Regions from separate parts of the Mus musculus genome. Here region 2 is linked to region 1. A link is a loop called in an ENCODE intact Hi-C map of the cell type or tissue named here. Cell type or tissue: heart. All regions are shown on one strand.

Evidence for each region. A loop is a pair of places that touch in the nucleus more often than their neighbours do. Peaks named below come from ENCODE experiments on the same cell type or tissue, not always from the same donor. Only the 100,000 strongest peaks of a DNase experiment are listed, where the experiment ranks them.
Region 2: it touches region 1 in a loop (2.8-fold over the local background); 6 of 42 quality-filtered maps call a loop at or near these places.

Annotation. Positions count from the first base shown.
Region 1 is chr6:48,769,409-48,774,408 of GRCm38, forward strand. Gimap3 (GTPase, IMAP family member 3) reads right to left here and starts at 1,443. Exons shown (of 5, transcript NM_031247.3): 1 at 1,234-1,443. In heart, no CTCF peak of the experiment used is centred here; a DNase peak (open chromatin) is centred at 2,723.
Region 2 is chr6:48,579,310-48,584,309 of GRCm38, forward strand. No RefSeq gene overlaps it. Among named protein-coding and RNA genes, the nearest start is that of Gm5111, 7.6 kb to the right of the region's middle. In heart, a CTCF peak has its summit at 2,835 (motif pointing right); a DNase peak (open chromatin) is centred at 262; H3K27ac peaks cover 2,228 bases.

The sequences.
Region 1 (5,000 bases):
AATATCATTCTTTCTTTCCCATATCCTTCACCACAGCATCTTGAGAACAAACTGTCCTAATGGGGAAAATGTGTCATGCTGTTATGAGGGAAAACCAGTGTGCAATGGTCATGGGGTCCTTTCCGGGAATAAAAGCTTTACTGCCTGCAGCTTCATTCTGTTTGCTTTGACTGGTCTTTAAAGAATGTATTACTTTATCCAAAACAAACAGCAAATGCTTTCTGTGAACAGATGAACCTGAGTGAACGCACACCTTTAATCCCAGCACTCGGGAGGCAGAGACAGGCAGATTTCTGAGTTGAAGGCCAGCCTGGTCTACAGAGTGAGTTCCAGGACAGCCCGGGCTACACAGAGAAACCCTGTCTCGAAAAACAAAACAAAACAAAACAAATTCCCTCCTGCCCAGCACTGTGAATGTTCACCAAGAAAAAGAAAAGTGATGGGAAAGAAAGAAAATTAAACCTGCAGGGGACGGGGAGATAAGATAGCCAGTCCAGCCACTCAGTGAGTACTGGATTCAGTGAGATGATACGCCAATAGATAATTTAGCCAGTCAGAGAGTGCAGACCACAGTCAGTGATGGAAAAAGACATCTGGTGTCCCTTTGCTCTCCAACATCGAGGAACCCAAGGCTCTGGGGAAGAGCCTGGGGTTGTTCTTATCCATTGATAGAGTCCTGACCCCGACTGGATAAAGCGAATGCTAGTCAGACAGCTAGGGTTCCTTCTGGACGATGGGTAGTGTATGAACTTCAGATCACCCATGGGGCCCACGTTCCATCTTCCTGCCACAACTCTAATTTCCCAGCTCACAAAACCCGGTCTGATGCCCCGTCCCAAAGACTGGTTCCCCTCCAGCTGCTCTCTGGTTCCCAGACACTCAATACAAGCCTGGCTGACAGCTCTAGGGAAATTGCTTTAGAAGCTTGTCTGCTCCCTTTCGCCCTTGGAAAGCAAGGAGAATGTCTAAGAGTCCACCTCTCCTGAGTCCTCAGTGGTGTGTTAGCCTTGTTCTGTGAGGGAGAAAACTCACTGATGTTCCACAGACAAGACTAAAAGTCCCTGGGGAACAGGAATTTCTCTACAGTCTATGAAAAAAGATCAGTTGTCTTTCCCTTCAGGTTGACACTAATTGTTACTGGTAGATTTAAGGGTGAGCAGGATAGAAGAACACCACACACACACACACACACACACACACACACACACACACACACCACAAGATCCCTGTTACCTGGTGAGTTCCTGAGGATCTTTCCATTCAAGATCTATAGCCACTGTGGAGCTACCTTCCAGGCCTAGGCAGCCTCTCACATTGGTTTGTAGTCTTTCGTAAAAGTACAAGAGCTACAAGAGGTGAAGGCCAGCTCACAAGATCTGTCTTCCAGGGGGAGGAAGACGGTGTCTCCTGAGGGGTGGGAAAGGGTGATGTACATGAGTTTCTCTGAAAAGGGGTGCTCTGAGGGCCACTGAAGAAGGCAGCCAGTGGAAAAGGTTGATTTAAAAAAAAAAAAAAAGTTCTGCTTCCTGCTCCACCCTCATCGGCCACACCACTGAGATGTTTGTGTACAAAGTATTCTCTATGGGCCTAAGAGAATCTAGAAGTCTAAAAGCATGGGCAACCCAAGACTCTAGCTTCTGCTCCTCCTCACCAGGCAGACAGCATGCATCTCTTCTGCTCTGCTGTTTACCTCTGCCATCCGGAGGTAGCTTCTTAGATGGAATTTGAGGTGGCAGTTGAGCCTAAAGTGGCTCTCTCCAGGGCCCACTGGACAGATCAATAGCTATCATGCTTGAGCCTGGCTAAGGTACCCTGGCTTCTAGGGAGAGTATGGGAGAACAAGGCTTAGGTTTTCTCACCTGGGCAGACCTTGTCTCCACAGAAGCCATGAAGCTAGCTACCCAGTCTATAGTATGGTTTAGGCAAAGCAACAGCACTTAGTGGAATCCCAAGTCCCTGTGCCTCTGCCTGCTGCCCTGCAGGACTCAGGATCCGGAGTGAGCCAGGTCTCCTCCCTGGAGGAGTTCCACTTAGCCGTGTGTTTGAGTTCAGATCACTTTTTTATTCACTTGCTGTTCTTTTCCGCGTATGAGTGTTTTGCCTACATGTATGCAAGTGCCCTCTGCACATGCCTGGTGCTTGCAGAAGCCAGGAGAGGCTGCTGGATCCCCTGGATCTGGAACTATTAACACTTGTAAGGCTCCTTAACTACTGAGCCATCCCTCCAATCCCAAGTTTGGGTGATTTTTTTTTTTTTTTAAACAAAAGAATGTTCAAGGAGGAGAGTGGGATATGGGATCTATTTGGGTGAAATGAATATAGATGTTGTTCCTATAACCTGCATGTTCATATCCTTAGCTTTTTGTTTTGTTTTGTTTGTTGGTTTTTTTCGAGACAGGGTTTCTCTGTGTAGCCCTGGCTGTCCCGGTCTGTAGACCAGGCTGGCCTTGAACTCAGAACTATCTGCCTGCCTCTGCCTCCCAAGTGCTGGGATTAAAGGTGTGAGCCACCACTGCCTGGCTGTTGTTTTGTTTTGTTGTTTTAATTGACATGTATGCTCTTGTGGGTTCCTGAATCCACCTCAGCTCCTGCAGTGTGATTTCTTCCTCACAGAACTCAGGGATTGTTTGGAACCTTTTCTCACTGCAGCTTTCTGGTCCACGCCTCCAAAGGGAAGGTGCATCCTGCTGTGAAGGGACGGTCAGCAGGAAAGGAAGCCAGACTGCAGCCAATGAGAACAAGAGCCTGAGGCTCAAAACTGTAGGAAGGGAGTGGGAACTGGCGTCGACGTCTTGCAAACACTGCCCCCTGCTGGTTACCTGCTGGTTTGCTGTGTTCTGTTTTGCCCAGTCTGGAAATATTGAACAGTGGTTTGGGGGAGTTGTTTGTTTATTTTTGATGTGCCTGAGCTCGCACGTGCACATGCTCCTGAGTGAACACAGGAAAGCCAGAAGACTGACTGAAGGTGTCTTCTATTACTGCGATACCCTATTGCCTTGAAATAGGATCTCTCAGTGAATTCTTGATTTCTACTAGGTTGACTGCCAGGAGCTCTAGGACCTGCCACTTTGCGCCCGATGCTGAGATTACAGGCACAAGCAGTCATGCCCAGATTTTTATTTGGATGCTGGGGATTCCAACTTAGGTTCTCATGCTTGCACATAAAAAGTTCTTACTCACTGAAGGCTAACCGTCGCCTCTCAGCCTCAACAAATGCTTTCCTTTTGACTTGCTACTCTAGAGAGCCCTCCTTTCTCATCACCTTGTTTAAAACCATGCTGCTGTACCCACACGAGAGTCCAAACACGAATGCCTATGGCAGATTTGTTCACAAAGCCCATCCAAATGCAGAGACAACTCAGATACACTTTAGTAGGTGGGTGTGACACACCCGGGCAATGGGAACTACAAAGAGATGCGTTAGCAGGACACATGGAGCCTCAGAGGGAACGTATATACATGCTGCTACGTGAAAGAAGCTGATCTGGCAGGGCTCTGTGCTGTATAGCCACAGCTCTGTCGCATGCTGGAAAGGACAACTGTGAAGATCACCTGTGGTCAGGGACTTGGGGAAGTAGAGGGAGAAATGAACAGTGAAGTCAGAGGAATCTATGCTAATGAGATATTCTATCTGACCTGTGGGTTGCTGTTATCACCCACTTGTCAGGACCCACAGGATGTCAAACACCATGAGTGACCCCTGCTGTAAAGCTACACACTTTAGTTAATAAAATACATGAATACAATTCCATGGACAGCAACAATACTCCACTAATGCAACATGTTACTGATAGGAGAAACTGGTAAGGAGAGCATGCCCCCTCTGTACTTTCTGCTCAGATTTTCTGTAAATTTAAAACTGCTGAGGATGGAGAGATAACCGCAGTTGAGACCATCAGCTGCTCTTTCAGAAGACTCGAGTTCAATTCCCAGCACTCACAACCATCTGTAACTCATCCCAACATTTTCTTCTAGCCTCTGCAGGCACTGTAGCACACGGTGCACATATACATTGCAGACAAAACCATTTATACATATAAAAGAGAAAATATAGGTTAAATGAATTTTTAAGAACTTATTTTTAATAAAGTTAATTAATTTAAACTCAGCAGAGGATAAAAAGGGATGAGACAGGGCAAGAATCAGAGTAAAGGAGGTGAAATAGAGAGGGGGGTTGAAAAGGGATGAGAAGAGGAAAATAAAGGGTAGGAGAGCAATGGTCGCTCGTACTTGACAAATCAAAGCCTGTAAAAGCATAGCGAGAGATAGCCAAGGTCACCAGCTGGCAATGCTGGTGGGAGTGCTGGGAGAATGTTTATTTTATTTCTGTGTGTATGAATATGTGATTGTGTGTGCACATGAGTGAAGGTCATGCCAGAAGAAGGTATTAGGTCCCCTGGAGCTGAAACTGCAGAAGGCCGTGAGCTGATGTGGGGTCTGGGAACCAAACTTGGTTTCTTAGGAAGACCAGAAAGTGTTCTTAGCTGCTCGGCCATCTCTCCATCTCTCCATCTCCGTGAGTTAGTCTTAAATGACTGCAGAGGGCTGATTCGACCCTGGGATGCTGACATTTCTTTCTCTGGCTGCCTCTGCCTCTTACATCACAGTGAAGGCTTTTATCTCACCACGGCTCTCAGCACTGTTTCCTTCATCTGGTTACTTGATTTATGGTTGTTGTTTATGTATAGGACCCATCTCTAGCTTCTCTAATTGCCCATTTGATTCATAGGCAAATGGATGACAGGCAAATGATAGACAAATCTGTTAAATATATAATATAATGGAGAGTTACATTTCACAAAATTGCATAGCAGCAGGAAAGTGGGACTGATATTTTAGAGCATTAAATTATGTGTTCTGTATTATTTAGTAAGTATACTATTATCTAATAATGTATGTACTAATTTAAATGCATAGCTCCTATGTCAGTGTTCTTAAAACTTTCTAAAGAGATACAAATAATAAGTTGATACAGTGGACTTTTAATTTTAGTACTTGAG
Region 2 (5,000 bases), 190 kb before region 1:
CACTGCCAAGAATGCTGTACCATGGTGAGTCAGAAGCAGCAGCAGGGAGTTTCAGAGCACTGAAGGACCAGAACAGGAGAAAACCACGGGCTGACAGGGATGAAAGTTCCTTAGAGCCAGAGTTTCTCCACATCGTCTAGAAGGTCTTTTTGCAGATGTATCAGGAGGAAGTGGAGCTGGTGTAGGGTGAGGGGAGGTTCAGCAAGTAGAGCATTGAAAACTCAGGGTAAAACCACAAGCATTGGAGGAATAAGGAGGTGGAAACGAGTGACCCAGGGGAGGAGCTAGAAGGGAGGGAATCAGAGCCCGTACATAGGAGGAGGCTGTGGCTGGATGGGGGAACATCTTTTTGTAAACAAAATCAAGAAGAGGAAGTAGTATTCAGAAAATTACATTTAGCTATGTTATTTTTATAAGTTTCTCATGAGTAAAAAATGTAAATATCAGGAGACTTAACAGTAACAAATAAATCTACTATTTGTTGTAAGAAAATTTTCTAAGGGGAGGCATTAGGCTACATTTGGAGACTTTACTCAGAGTAAATCACAGCCTTTTCATTGCTGCATAGATGAATACCACCCCTTTAGTTTTTAGCCTGCACACCCAGAAAACCTTGACATCTCATACACTTAGGGTCTAATACTTAGAGCTGGGAGAAGTGACCGGCTACTCTGGCGAAGGTTTGATGACATCGCCCATCTTAAAGCCCAGCTGTGGTTATTTGAAGCAGGAGCAGCTGAAATTTTTATCGAGAGGTTTTAGACAGAGGATCTTTTTTGTTTGTTTGTTTGTTTGTTTTTAAATCTACAACCAGTTTGTTCACATTCCATCTGCAGATGGAAGCAGACAACTTGAAAAAAATCTAAAAAATATTTTTTATATCAATAATATACATATCTGTAACCTAAAGGTCACCAAATAGAAAGTTATAAAAACACAAGCAAGCATATCCAGGCTTGGTGAGGCAGAGACAAAGGCAGACAATAGATATAAGGCAGAGGCATCTCAAGAGCAGAAAGTTGTCTCAGTTGAGAGAAACACACCTGGAGACGCCATAGAAACAGCAGGCATTCTGGCGCTGGATGTGGTTGCAAGTGGGAGCTAAGCACTGGGATGAAAGGGTTAATAAGATGAGCTGGAAGTTATAGTGTGTGTGTGTGTGTGTGTGTGTGTGTGTGTGTGTGTGTGTGTGTGACCAAGAGCCAAATAAGTGTGGCTGGTCTGAAGTGTCCCAAATGGAGCTCTTTTAGATTAGCCTACAGATAGGCTAAGGATTGTGTTTTTTGGTGCAGACAGTTAAGAGACCATGGTGGGTACAGAACCAGGTTAAAAAATGGGCCAAATTCAGCTACCTGTAGACGTCCTTCTGGTTTTAAATTGACTCCAGAGGCCTGGAAAGTAGGAGAGACATCCCTACTTTTCTGTTTTCAAGAGTTGAGAGAATGAGGATCCAGTGGAGTATTCCTAAAACTCTCAACCAAGCAGTTCTCATGGCCTGTGCAAAGTTCCTGGAACCTTCGACCCAGCGAGTCTCAAGACAGGCAGACTGGGACTGCTGGAGCCCCCGAGACCCAACCAGAACCCCTCTGAGTTAGCGTCTGTGAATTTCCTGGTCCTGACATTTTGGCCATGTTGGATTCATGGTCTGATTGAATGGAGAATTGACCTTCCACCTGGAAGTCAGACTGCGTCAGAGCAAGACAGAGACAAGTGAAAGAAGTATGGAGAAGAGAGTAAAAGAAAAGGCTGCTTGAGAGAGAAGGGGGTGCTGCTCACCCACGTGGGGGACCGCAGCAGATGGGAGCAAGGGAGGTGCATGTAGAGGGCTTGGGCTGCCAGTGGACCTTGGATGCCCTTCATAAGTGTTAGATTTCTGAGGCAGCACAAAGAAGGCAGAAAATAGATAGAGTCTGACCTCTGACCGACAAGACTGTCATTGTTAGCACACACAGCAAGGGGTAGCTTCTCTCCTGCAGCAAACTGAGGGGTCTACCAAGGAAAAAAGCTGACTAACTCCTTTTAAGGAGGGATGAAGAGCTTGAGAATTGGGAAACCGTTGCAGCCACGGGGACTACGTGCAGTTCTGCAGTCTGTCTTCTACCTCAAGCAAGACAGATAATCCTAGGAGACAGATTATCTCTGCTAACATTCCTTTCTGGACTGACTGAGCAAGATTGTCCCTAACCTTGTAGGGATCCTGTTTTATTACAAGGCACCCTGTCACCAAGGCACTCTCCCACTGGGTAAGATGTAAAACCAGTCATGGGCCACCATCTCATGACAAATAGTGGGACTGTGACAGTCAGCTTGGGGGAAGTACCCAAAGATCTGTTGCCCTTTCCAAGTGAATTCAAACATCCAAAAATGGTTTCATTCACACTCCAAGGGTGTGAGGCAGGGTACCCTGCAGTAGGATAGCACCCCAGAATGTTGTCTGGAAGTGGGGAAATGTACCCTTTACATATCTCTCCCATAGTGCTGGCCTGCTCCTGCTTGTATATATATGGCTTTTCCCATGCTCGGTCTCACACAGGTCCTGAGGATTTTCAGCCTTTCTCTCTGCTAACAGGCTCATTCCATATGCTTCCTCATAGCTCTCGTGCACTTCTTTTCCTTCCCCACTGTCCTGCCTCAATAGGAAATGAAATTTTGATGTAAGTGGATGCATTTTTATAATTTAATATATACAGAAACTTTGCAATTACTCTTTTAAGAAAGTGTAACAACTAACAAAAGAAACTTGCATCAGTATAAAGTAGACATTTTGTGCTTGCTTCATGAGTGAGAAATTTTTTAAAAATCAAAGTGGTCAGATACCATATTTTGCACTCAAAGATCTACCACTAGATGGAGCTGCTGAGCAGGAACTATGTCCTTTATTCTTCAGTTAGGATGTTCTAAAGGGTTTCAAGTGACAGGGCTGTAGAATTTTCTTCCTCACTGACCACAGCCTTCATCACCATAGGCCATGACCCTAAGAGTGTCCCCTCCCTCCACTCTGACACAGGCACTGGTCAGTTTGTGGTATTGGTTTTCTGTCCCACACTCGTTTGTTAGAACCTCCATCCAGCACGGCCCAGACAAAGGTGGGAGAGCTCGGCTGAGAGAGGCACTTTGGTAGTTTATTTTTATCAGTGTGTATGTGTGTATGCAGGGGGTGGCTACAAACATGCCTTGCGCACTCGTGTGTGGAGGGCAGAGGAAAACCTTGAGTGTTATTCCACAGAAACTATTCACCATGCTTCTGAGACAGGAAATCTCACTGGCATAGAGCACACCAAGAAGAGCAGCTAGGATGCACTTTTTCAAGTAAAGTCTTTTAAAGATATTTTTGGTTATTAGATATGCTACATATTATGATACAATGTACTATTCATCTACTGTATATGTGATGTTAATTAAAATAGATTTTAGAATAGTATCAGGAGGAGGTGATGATGATGGTGGAATGTTATTATACAGTTGTTAAACTCATCACATTTCTGCTGTTTCAAATAATCTATAATTTGAAAAGCTTTCTTAACTGGTGCTGAGCTGAGTTGTGTCTTCTGGTGTCCTACGAAGGTCAAGGCAGACTGTTTATCTGGTGATGATGAAGTTTCTAAACTAACAAAAGATGGACCCAGGTTTGAAACAAACCAGAGGGTAAAGACTGGGGTCAAGGCAACTGTACTGGTTTCCTTTCTGTTGCTGTGATACGATACCATGACACAGAAAGAAGAGCTTCCTTGGGTAGGTTCCCAAGGAGAGCTTACAGTGGTGGAGAGTCATGACCGCAGGCACCCTACCAGGGAGCTGAGAACTCACATCTTCAACCAGAAATGAAAAGCAGAGAGAGTGACCTGGAAGTCTACAAGCTCTCACATATCATCTCTAGTGACCCGGAAGGTTACAAACTCTCACGTCTTATCTCTAGAGGCATATTACCTTCAGCAAGGTTGCTCCTCTCCCATAACCTCCTTAAACAGTGCTGCAAACCAGGGGCCAAGGGGCCAAATGCTACAGCCCATGGAGGAGTTTCATTCAAACCACTACAGTGACAATTCTTTCAGGTCACCTAAATGGTTCTACTGAGAGGGTGTTTGGGCAGGCAGGAGCTGCAGCCCAAGGTTTTAGTTATTTAGTAAACAAGTACAGGTGACACCTGCAAACAGCAGCACTTGCCACCACAGGGAACAAAGCACTGCATGATGCATGTGTTCTGCTGCATCCCGTGCATCCCAAAGCCTTTGCATCTCTGAGCCAGACCTGGCTTTCAGTAGATATTAAAGCAAGGGCAGACAAATACACACTGGCTTCTGAATCAATTTTAAAAAAAGATTTGTTTATTGATTTTATGTATACGAGTTAACTGTCAGTGCCTTCAGACACACCAGAAGAGGTCATCAGATCCCATTACAGATGGTTGTGAGCCACCGTGTGGTTGCTGGGAATTGAACTCAGGACCTCTGGGAGAATAGTTATTGCTCTTAACTGCTGAGCCATCTCTCCAGCCCCTAAATCCATTTTTTTAAAAAAAAAATTAAATTGAATAAGGTATTACTGGATCCCAGCTAAGCATTAATAGAGGAATGCTCATGCAAAAATAGAGTCTGATCTTGAAAGGATAGCAAAGTCTTTTTAAACCAAGCAAAGCGCTTTCTCTCTAGAGAAGCACCCGATGATGTAATGTTTCCCTGGCAACACCTTGGACTATGTCACAAAGAGGCGTGGAAGTAAATTGCAGAGTGCCTTCTACCAAGTGTGTTCTCAGGTCATGATGTCAGACTGTCTTTAGAGGTAGGACTCTCCAAAGCATCTTGCACCCATTTATTTTGACTGGAGTAACGAATGCTCCGGGTGAGACAGTGAGTGCAGTCCTGATACAGAGTCCGTCGGGGAGACTGTGTCTTGTCCATTATCTCCCTCATACACTGACACTTCCTCTGCAAATAGTGGCACTTGTTCTCTTGCTCTTAGGCTTTCGTGTTCTGCTTAACAAAAGCAGGCAAAAGGAAGAA